2 separate regions of the Mus musculus genome follow, and region 1 is linked to region 2. The links are chromatin loops, found by intact Hi-C in ENCODE. Cell type or tissue: heart. All regions are shown on one strand.

Region 1 (5,000 bases), 100 kb after region 2:
CAAGGCTATAAGCCCTCAAGGGCGGGGACTAAGGCTCATTTACACAGTAAGGGGACAAAAGGTGTGTTGAACTAAAATGAAACCATGCTGTTCAGATTTTAAAGGAGTTAGATCTTTGGTATTTAAAATAATAATAAAAACCTGTCTGTGGTTTTATCCTCTTGGGTCTGTCCTCCACAGCTATGGAAGGGGACCCAATGCAGCAACCAGCCAGCAATCCGAATTAGTGTTGTGTGAACAAGAAGGAATTACCACCGTTACTTGGCAACACTGAAGCTGTCAGCTTTGGAAAAAAGCTTTGCCTTTTATTCCAGTGTTTCTTAGCGATTTTAATCTATACTCACCAGCCACATTGGCTAAATTCAGCTTTGTGTAGCGTTTATGCTACAAGACAAGGGCTGTTTTATTGTTTTTAAATATAAAGTCATACTAACATTCTTGACATGTGCTATACAGGCGTGTGCTCTCCTACTGGTCCCTGAGGACATCAGACCTCATCCTGACCCATCCTGATCCACCTGCTGTCTGTAAAGTCTGGCCTCTGTGTAAATTCCTGTGAGATCACATCAGATTGACTGAGCTGCCTTAGGATCAACTTCTGACTGGAGACGTTACAGGCTTACAACAAGTTTTTTGTTTGTTTGTTTTTTTGTTTGTTTGTTTTTTTTTTTTTAGTAAGCCTTTAAGTAAGTTTTTATGAAACAAAACAAAACAAAAGAAAGCCCACCAAACCATACCCAAACACCTCTGTTTTATTAGTGAGATACACCAGGGATAGCGCCAGGCTTCTGGGGACAGCATTAGAGAGTGCATACTGTCTTAGGTACCGAGAAGGTCATTTCATGTCACCACACATTCCTAAAATCCCTCTTTAACAACAACGTTATGACGCCTGCCAACCCTCAGTTACTTCTCAGGGGAATGGAAAGCCAAAAGATTTATAGTATGTGTGACTTATCTGTTACTGCTATTATCTTCCATGTTTTTGCTTATTCTTTTAGACTTAGCTGATAAATCTTTTGGGTTTTTTTTTTTCCTGCCTCAAGGGCTCTTTGAGCTCTCAGAGGATGGCTGTCTCAGAGTTTCAGCTTTGAATAGGCAAAGAAAGGAAAAGGAATTCCAGTGAGATGCATTTTCCCCCTCATTTCATTATGAAGCAAAGGAAACTTTACATTTTATTATCAAATAACTATAATGCAGGTAGTGGAAACAGTTAAGCTATAGAGGCCTTTTCTAAAGGCTGTTTTCTTATGCAGAACACACTCTGTCCTGTGGTCTGCCATGACAGGCCATGTATCATAGAGATGGTAGTCCCTAAACAAGAGTCTTTACCACTGACATACCCTTTAGTTTCTTCTTGATCATGAAAAAAAAGAACATTTGGTTATTGAAGAATCTTATCTTTCACCTGAACCAATCACACGTTATTTTTCTTCAAGGTATACCATGGAAATATGAGGGGCAAACCTCTCATTCCACTGAGAGAGGGTGAGGCTCTTGGGTTCTTTGGAAATGCTTGTGTCTCGGGTCTAATGACTCCTTTGAAGGACCAAGTCCCTGCATATTTGCCATTGTGTTCTCGTCTATGCCATTTTCTACAGTAATTTACTTGTCAGAAAGATCACAGGAAACTAGCAATTTACTTTTGTGCACAAAGCATTGTGTGGCTGGGCTGCCTTTCCTCATAGGGTTGTAATCTTTCATTCATCTAAATGGAATGATGGATGAGCAGGTATCACCACTTGGCACGCCAAGGCTGCTGTGTGTGCATTCACGCCTCTCTCGCCTCCATGGTGCAGCTTCTCTGCCTGAGACACCTTGTGAAAACAGAAGGACCCAAGGAAGGGCTCTGAAAGAAAGGACTTGAGGAAATGGTGACAACCACTGGAGCTCAGTCCTCTTGCTGGAAAGATTCATGCTGCCTCGTCTCAATGAATAAGAAAGTGTTAAAAAAAAAAGCTATTGTTTTATTTATGTAAAAGGGGGTGGGAAAGAAAGAAAGAAAGAAAGAAAGAAAGAAAGAAAGAAAGAAAGAAAGAAAGAAGGAAAAGTGACACATTCAACATTTCAAAGTTGTTATGTGGAAACAAGACAGAAAAATAATCATTGCCTATTGTCTCTCTCTCTCTCTCTTTCTCTCTTGTCCAAAGGGTGTCAGTTTATTGTTATTGATTTAGCTCATAAAACTAAGTCTACACACTGTGAGTTTTAAGGCAACACTCTGCAAATGGCCATAATCCGAATTAACAAGACGACAGACTTCCCAGACTTCACTCTCCTTCACCGACCTCATGGAAATGGCAAGGGATTTCTAAGAAGCCTCCACTTGAGAAAATCACTGAGATTTTCAAGCTCTCCGACCCTCTTCATTAGCAGATGTAGTTTGGAGACTCTTTTTTTGATTTCCTCGATGTGATTTGCATTTCTTAGGGGGCTCTGTGGCCAGTGATTTGACTGAAGTGAATGAAAAGTCAAAGAGGTCTCTGGTGCTCAAGCACTAGGTCCCCAGAGTCACCATTTTCAGGGGTGGGGTTAAGTGTCAGTCATCTTTAATCTGGCAGAGAGAAACGACCACAAAGATCATACTCGATGCTGACCTACTGAAGTTGTTCATACCTGAGTGGTGGGAAGAGAAGTGTTTGCTGAGCAGAACTCTCACCCACTCTTATAACACACATTTCCTGTCTAGGAGGCAAGCTCCAGCCTCGTGCATAACAAGTGCATGAGCAAAGATGAGGAACACGGGGACCTTCCGTGAGAGCTCATGCTTTATAGGGCAGGGAAGGCAGACTCTAAGTGCCTATAAATAATACTGTTACGTGCATGCCAGCCAAGGAGGCAAAGCCTGTGGCCCAGAGATACACTCAAAGTACACATTATGTGTAATTTCTGCACACAGAGAAAGACACTACTGTCTCTATAGGCATCCTGGGAAAGACTTAGTTGTGTTTAATACACAGAGTTCCTGAGAAACACACAAGTCATTCATTCATTAGTTCGCTTCAAACACTGACCCGCCTTTCTCCACACCAGGCTTTGGGATAGATTCAGGGACTAAATTAATTTCGAGCTGTCTTCTGTTCTCAAGAGCTAAGGAGTGGACAGTAAAGTATGTTAAGAGCTTTGAATGATAGAAGTTCAAACATTATTCTACAGGCAAAGGGGAGTCGCTAAGCTCTGGGGATGAATGCTAAGACAAGGATGAAATATGAATATAAATGCTGGTTATTATGGAATTGTAGGTGGACAAAGACTGGTGTAGGAACAAGCAATTGTCCTTGTCCGAATAATTGGTGTTTGAACTAAGGTATGTAATTAAAGCTGGAGAGGAGAAAATTTTAAAAATCCAATAAAATTCAGTAGAGTATAGTTGAAGATTAGTGGAAAAGAGGGACCTGATTATTCTGTTGTAAGGAAAGGAGAAATTTACCAAAGGGTTTTTTTTTTTTTTTTTTTTTTGTCAAAATTGATTTGGATAACTAAAGCCAGGTCTAAGAAGCAGATGTAAAAACAAGTCAAAGCAGACAAAATGGCTCAGGGCCATTGAGACTGGGGAAGACTCAGCAGGACGTAGCATCTGTGCACTTGTTCAGCTGTATTCACTGGGCAGAATGTCCCTGGCCCTGTTGCTTTATGTCTGTGTATGCATATGTGTACACACACACACACACACACACACACACACACACACACACACACACACACACCCTGGTGGATTACAATTGCAAAGTACGATTTGAACATGGGTACAAGAGTCTCTCAAAGACAGTTGTTCATTCTAGGCTGTGATTATCTAGGCCTCTTGCAAAGGACTTAGCTTTATGAACAGGGTGAACAACAGTGCCATACTTGACATTGCACACAGAACTAGAAACAATGCAATACTGAAGTGAGACTGAATTAAATTTGAGGTACTCTGGTGATGGCAAAATAAAAGGTTAGGTGCTGCATTTGATCTGGGTATCCCCAGGATCAGGAATGCAGGTGAAAACTTGAAATTTCAGTTTCCCAAACCGTGACACTCACTGTAATCTACTGGACCCCAGAAGCACCTGGAAGCCCTGTTCATCCCCCAAATCTCTATTTCATCCCCATGTGAAATTGTGCTGAATCCTGCATCTGGGTGGCATAGTTCTCAGTTGCTCAATCCCACACTGACGGTTCACAGTAAAGGGTGTCCGCAATTTTCCTGAATCCACTCTGTGCTCAGACACTACCTTTTCTTTCCATCAAAAGAAGCGCTTTTGGGTATGGTCCTTGTCACTCACAGGTTACGAGATCAGGAATTAAAAGCATTTTCAACGTGAGACTTCCTGACTCCTAAGTGCATGCTAGTTGATGAAACCAAAAGGGAGACAAGGACAGCCATGATGTCATAATCTGTGGGACGCTTTCGAGTCACTTCTTCCTTTAACAGCCCACCCTAACAGGATTCTACACTCCAACAGCTCTGGGTCAACACAGTTCCTGCCATCTGGGGCCAGTCGCTACCTCTTGACATAGATTTCTAGTGGACATTCTCGAGGGGTGTCAGGAGGCTGTGCAAAGGAGAACGGGAGAAATGACTTTGTTTTCTGGCTAAACAGACAACTTTGATTTGTATGGTTTTGTTAGTATTTTATTCAAGTCTTTCTTTACAGGTTGGTTTTATATTTTAAAATTAGTTTGTATGTTTTTTTTTAAACCAATTATTGCCTTGTCCATTTGAGCTGTTCTAAGAGATTTGTCACAAACTTATGAGACTCGTGAATAACAGAAACTTACTCACAATTCTCTGGGCTGGAAGTTTAAGAACAAGGCTAATTCAGTGGGTGACAAGAGCCTGCTGCTGGCATTATGAACAGGATCTTTTCACCCTGTCCTTGCATGTGACAAAAGACCATGAGTCTCTCAGGTCTCTTCTCATTGTTTTCTTTCCTGGGGCTTGGGCCTAGGTCCTGCACACGCTTGACACGTGTTCTCTTACTGACTTTAGAATCCCAGCCTCTTTTATATTTCTC
Region 2 (5,000 bases):
CATTCAAAAGACAAAAGAAAGAATTCATTTCCTAGAAGTGCTGGTGGCTTCAGGAAGTTGATTTGCTACTCAGTCACATGTCTATTACATTTCACTTAGCAGCTGGCAAATTTCTGGAGATTCAGGTCACCTGGTTTCTAAAAATATCTATCCACTATAATTCCAGAGCAATCCCTGGGGAAGTGACTATACTACTATTAGCAAGGAGTAAACTCCTTTAAGCCTGGAGGCCTGCCAGATCATTGGCGGTGTCTTATTTGGTGCTCAGATATAGCTTAGATGATAAATTATCTGATGTCCAGTTCATTAACAAGTCAACTCAAAATAACTAATAATTAATTGTAGGTAAGGTGACTTTGACCATATAAACTATATCAATTCAGGAATGTGGCAGGCCAAGTCATCTCTCTGGAAGGGGAAGTGTCATAGGTTAAAAAAGAGAAAGAGAGAGAGAGAGAGAGAGAGAGAGAGAGAGAGAGAGAGAGAGAGAGAGAGAGAGAGAACAAAAATGTGCCCACTTCTTATTAGTAAGTCGACTAATGAATCCAGGATTCACCCAGACATGAGACTTGGTTCTGGGCAAGCAAGTGGGAGCTACAGGGAAATACCAAGTACAGGCAGGCGCCATTGTCATCTTCTTACCAATGTCTTCATGAAACCTATTTTAAAGAAGATAAAGCTAAGGCTTACAGAGATGAAATGACTACTCCAGTGTCACTTAGCCAGAAGCTGTGAAGCTCATGGCCTAAATGCATCTTTGTCTGAAAGCCCCCACTGCTCTGCCCAATCTCCCTCGACCACACAAACAGCTTGAGGAGCATTTCCCGCACTAGGAAGACTAGGGAAATGCTAGGGTAAACTCTATGAAGTTCACATAGGATACTTTTCCCTCTGTGACATGACAGTGCAACCTAAGACTTTAAGAGATGATATTGGGGCAAACGAATAAAGCTCTGCCAAGCAAATTTTGGCAAATGCAGACATATGACCTCGGCCAGCTCTGCCCTTTCCATGGTCAGCCTGTGTAAAACACACCTATCCCCAAAGATAGATTCAGGACTGTCTTTAGGGGACGACTTCAAGGTTCTCGAGTCTGAAAGAAGTAAGATAGCATTCTAGGTCCTGTGATTTCATGATTCTAGTAATTCACTACATATTCAGTCACTATACTTTCCTTAAAGGGTTGTGTGTGTATGTGTAAGTACTTATATGTATGTGTTTAGTATATGTGTGGAAGCCAGAGGTTGTTTATCTTCCTCAATTTCTATCTACATTATCTTTGAGTCATGGCCTCTCACTGAATCCTGAGTTCCTCAATTTGACTGGATTGGCTGGCTAGCAAGCCCCACGGATCCTCTGGGTCTGTCTCAGGAGTGCCTCCTTATATGGGTGCTGGTGGTGAAATTCAAGTCGCACTTGACCAAGCCCTTCACAGGCTGAACTTTCTTCCCAGACACCTTCACTACAAATTTAATAACTGACGCTTCCTGGCTGTCGGGGTGACTGGCAATGAAGACACTGTTCTCAGAAGACAAGAGAACAAACACAGTCTTGTCTGTCTCTTCTAAGACTTGTTGAAAGGGAGACTTGGAATGACTGGAGTACGTGTGTGGAGGAGGGGAGTCCCTAAATTTTCCACAATGAGCATGTGTGCTTTTTAAGTCCAACTCCTTGATTCTTAGGTGAAGGAGGGAGGGTACAGCTGAAGGGAGCAAAGAGTGCTTAGACCCCTGGTTCTAGAGCTGTCACAGAGAGAGTGGCAGTTGCGGCCAAGTTTCTGATAGTTTTTGTCATCTCTCTTTTTTCTCGCCCCTGCACCTATTCACATTATCATGTCACTCCCCAAAGCCTCCTACCTTCTCTGGAATAGCTGAATCTGACAGTTTAAAAAGCCAGTCCTCTACAAAGGTCAAGGAAAACGAGTTCTAGTGTTTGAAATAAATCATCTATGTTATTATGTACTATATATGTAGATAGATAGATAGATACATAGATAGATACATAGATAGATAGATAGATAGATAGATAGATAGATAGATAGATAGATAGATAGATAGAAGATAGATGATAGGTAGGTAGATAGATAGATAGATAGATAGATAGATAGATAGATAGATAGATAGATAGATAGATAGATAATGATTTTATGGGTTTGGGAACACAAAAACTTAGCCTTTCCCTTCCAAGATTTACTTCTGTATTATTAATTTGATTGGGAATTTTTTTTTTTATTTTCACAAATGATGACGAGGCTTCTGGAGGCGAGCCCCTTGGAAAGCAATTTGAAAGGAATCCCAATGCAAATCCATGTGCACAGATTATCTGCTTCCCCTCACCCTGGCCCTGAACAACCTACCCATCTGCAAATCCTGCCTGGCACCTTCAGGTTATGCCAGAACCTGGGTCTGCAAGCCATCCTGCACGCCACCCTAGAGGGCGCGCTGCTTACACTTTCCGCCAACGGGGCGGCCGTGCTGGCTCCCAGGCTCCATAAAAGGGGAGGAGGCGGATCGGTTTCCTTCTCTCATTGAGAAAGCGGAGCGGATTGGAAGGCTGGGCGTATAAAGCGGCGCGGAGAGCGTGAAACAAAGCAGACCGATCGGAATTGGACTTGGGAAGAGAGGCGCGGAGTCAGGCAGAAAACTTGTAGGAGAGGAGTAAAGAGCCGCTGCCTCTCCTCCTCCACTCCGCTGTGCTTAAAGGGGTTCCCGCCGGCCTTGCGATTTATTTTTATATCTGCTTTTTATAGAGAGAAGTATATATATATATATATTTTTTCTTCTAAAGAGAAAATTCCTGTTCCAAGAGAAAATAAGGCAACATCAATGAAGGAGAGAAGAGCCAGCCAGAAATTATCCAGTAAATCTATCATGGATCCTAATCAGAACGTGAAATGCAAGATAGTAGTAGTGGGCGACAGCCAGTGTGGGAAAACCGCGCTGCTCCACGTCTTCGCCAAGGACTGCTTCCCAGAAGTGAGTGTGACCCGCACGTCTTGAGGGGAGCGGCTGGTGGGGTCCCCGGTCTGGAGGACTGCGCCTTTCTCCTGCTTCACTGATTTTCTTGAAAATCTTTCTCATGCCCAGCCGTCTCTGCCGCCACACGGCCGGGAAGCGAAAGTGTCCTGGAAGGGTCTTGGCTGGGACCCGCCAGCACCCTGGGCTCTTGGCCCCAGAAACTTGCTGGTTTCAGTGTGGGAGGCCGGGTGGGGAGACCTGGGTGGGCTCTCGGGAGGGGGCTGCGTGTTTACTGTGTAAGGAGTGTGAGGTTGTTGGTGGTGGTGGTTTTTTAATTGGGGGCTTGGTGGTTTTTCAAGTGTTCGATCTACGGGTCGTGTTTTTAATAATCTCTTTGCCACCTTCCTCTTCTGTCCCTTTCGTTCGTCCAGAATTACGTCCCTACGGTGTTTGAGAATTACACTGCCAGTTTTGAAATCGACACACAAAGAATAGAGTTGAGCCTGTGGGACACTTCAGGTAAGACTCGGCACACCGCGTGGCGGTCTGAACCGGTGCGCCCGGGGGCTCGGGATCTGGTGCCCTGTCTGCTAATGTGGCTCCTTGAGGGACTTCCCGGTCCCGAGCCGCCGGAAAATGTTATCCTTTCTGGGCAGGGGCAGCAATGGGAGTGATTGTGGTCTTGGGGACAGGAGGACGCTAGGTGTCCGGAGTGACCCTGCTGGAGGAGCCTCTGGTGGCCGCATGGCCTTGTGTTGTCCTTCCTTGGAGCCGTGCCGGAGCGGGCCGCCAGGGTGGCCCAGTGCTGGAGCATACAGAGCAGCGTGGAAGCCCTCCCGCTCGCGGAGGAAGCCCCTCATGGGTGTCACCAGCCATCTGGTTTGGGGGCAGGGGCGCAGGCTGAGCTGGGAGAAGATCCCCAAAGCCTCCGGGTTGCGTGGGGTGTTCCAGGCTGAGGGAGATGGGTGAATGGCCGGAGCCAGCGCCCGTGACGCCTACTGTCAGGAATGCGCTGGTGGTGCCGGCAGCGGCCACCGCGGGGCCTCCGCCCCCGCAGCCTCTGTGCCACCGGTGCAGAGCGGCTTCTGCGGCCGCCCAGGGATCACTCTGTGCCAGCTCTCCGAACATACCACTCCCCTACCCTTTTGCTTCGGCTTCGCCTGCCTGCAGAGCCGCAGGCAGCACCGATCGCCTTTGACCTTCCTGTCTACTTGAATTATTGGCGCCTTGGAGGGTTCCGTCCAGAGGTCTAGGGTTCAAGGCCGGGTTGTTGCCTTCCCATGCGCCCACCCACCAACGTGGCACAAGGTGGTGGGGAGGGCAGATTTTCGCGGGCAGGAAGGCTGGCAGCCCCGGCTGAGTTCGGGGAAGGGACAGTGAGGACTGAGCACCCCCCAACCCCCACACACCCCCGGTATCAAGACTGGCCAGAGGCTCGTCGGGAGAAACGCCTACTGTTAGTAGAAACCATACCTTCTCCAGAGGAGCAGAAACTACCAATCTGGGAGGGGAAAAGCCGGTGCTGGTGGGGAACTGGGCTGCCAGACAGATTAGGGCGAAACTGGCGAGGAGGAGCGCACAAGCGCCAACACGCAGGGTTGCTGTCAGGCGGGGTGGCCCGAGGTGGAGCCGTGCTCAACTGGGAGTGGCCTCGTGGAGCTTCAGCGAGCTTCCCACACCCTGGGCTGGAACCTCTGAGGGACTTGGGGAATTAGACTGTGGGAGGAAGGGGCCAGAGTCCCAAGATCTCCAGAGGCAACCCTCAGCACAAAGGCTAGAAGAAAGACTAGAGGGAAGTCTTGCACCGGCGCCTCTCACGGTCGGTGCCAGATGCTCAGACTGCTGCAGTGAGAAGGATGGATCCAGTTTCCCTCCGGAGAGTCAAGTTCTTCCTTGAGCTGCGCCAAGGGCGTTTTTGTGGTTTTTGTTGTCCAGATTGCATACGCAATCTTGAAACTATAGAGAAAGTGTTGATGGAATTCTAGGGGTTTATTACTACTTTCGATCATAAGAATTATTACATAGCCTAGTATTTTATTAGGC

The links. Peaks named below come from ENCODE experiments on the same cell type or tissue, not always from the same donor. Only the 100,000 strongest peaks of a DNase experiment are listed, where the experiment ranks them.
Region 1: a loop joins it to region 2, with 2.6 times the contacts of the local background. A loop is called at or near these places in 1 of 42 quality-filtered maps.

What each region holds. Positions count from the first base shown.
Region 1 is chr2:51,044,402-51,049,401 of GRCm38, reverse strand. No RefSeq gene overlaps it. Among named protein-coding and RNA genes, the nearest start is that of Gm32360, 41 kb to the left of the region's middle. In heart, no CTCF peak of the experiment used is centred here; no DNase peak of the experiment used is centred here.
Region 2 is chr2:51,146,700-51,151,699 of GRCm38, reverse strand. It overlaps Rnd3 (Rho family GTPase 3), which reads left to right and starts at 2,589. Exons shown (of 5, transcript NM_028810.2): 1 at 2,589-2,975; 2 at 3,389-3,476. The coding sequence starts at 2,826. In heart, CTCF peaks have their summits at 2,440, 3,735 and 3,948; DNase peaks (open chromatin) are centred at 2,529, 3,109, 3,869 and 4,629; H3K4me3 peaks cover 2,682 bases; H3K27ac peaks cover 2,484 bases; H3K27me3 peaks cover 603 bases.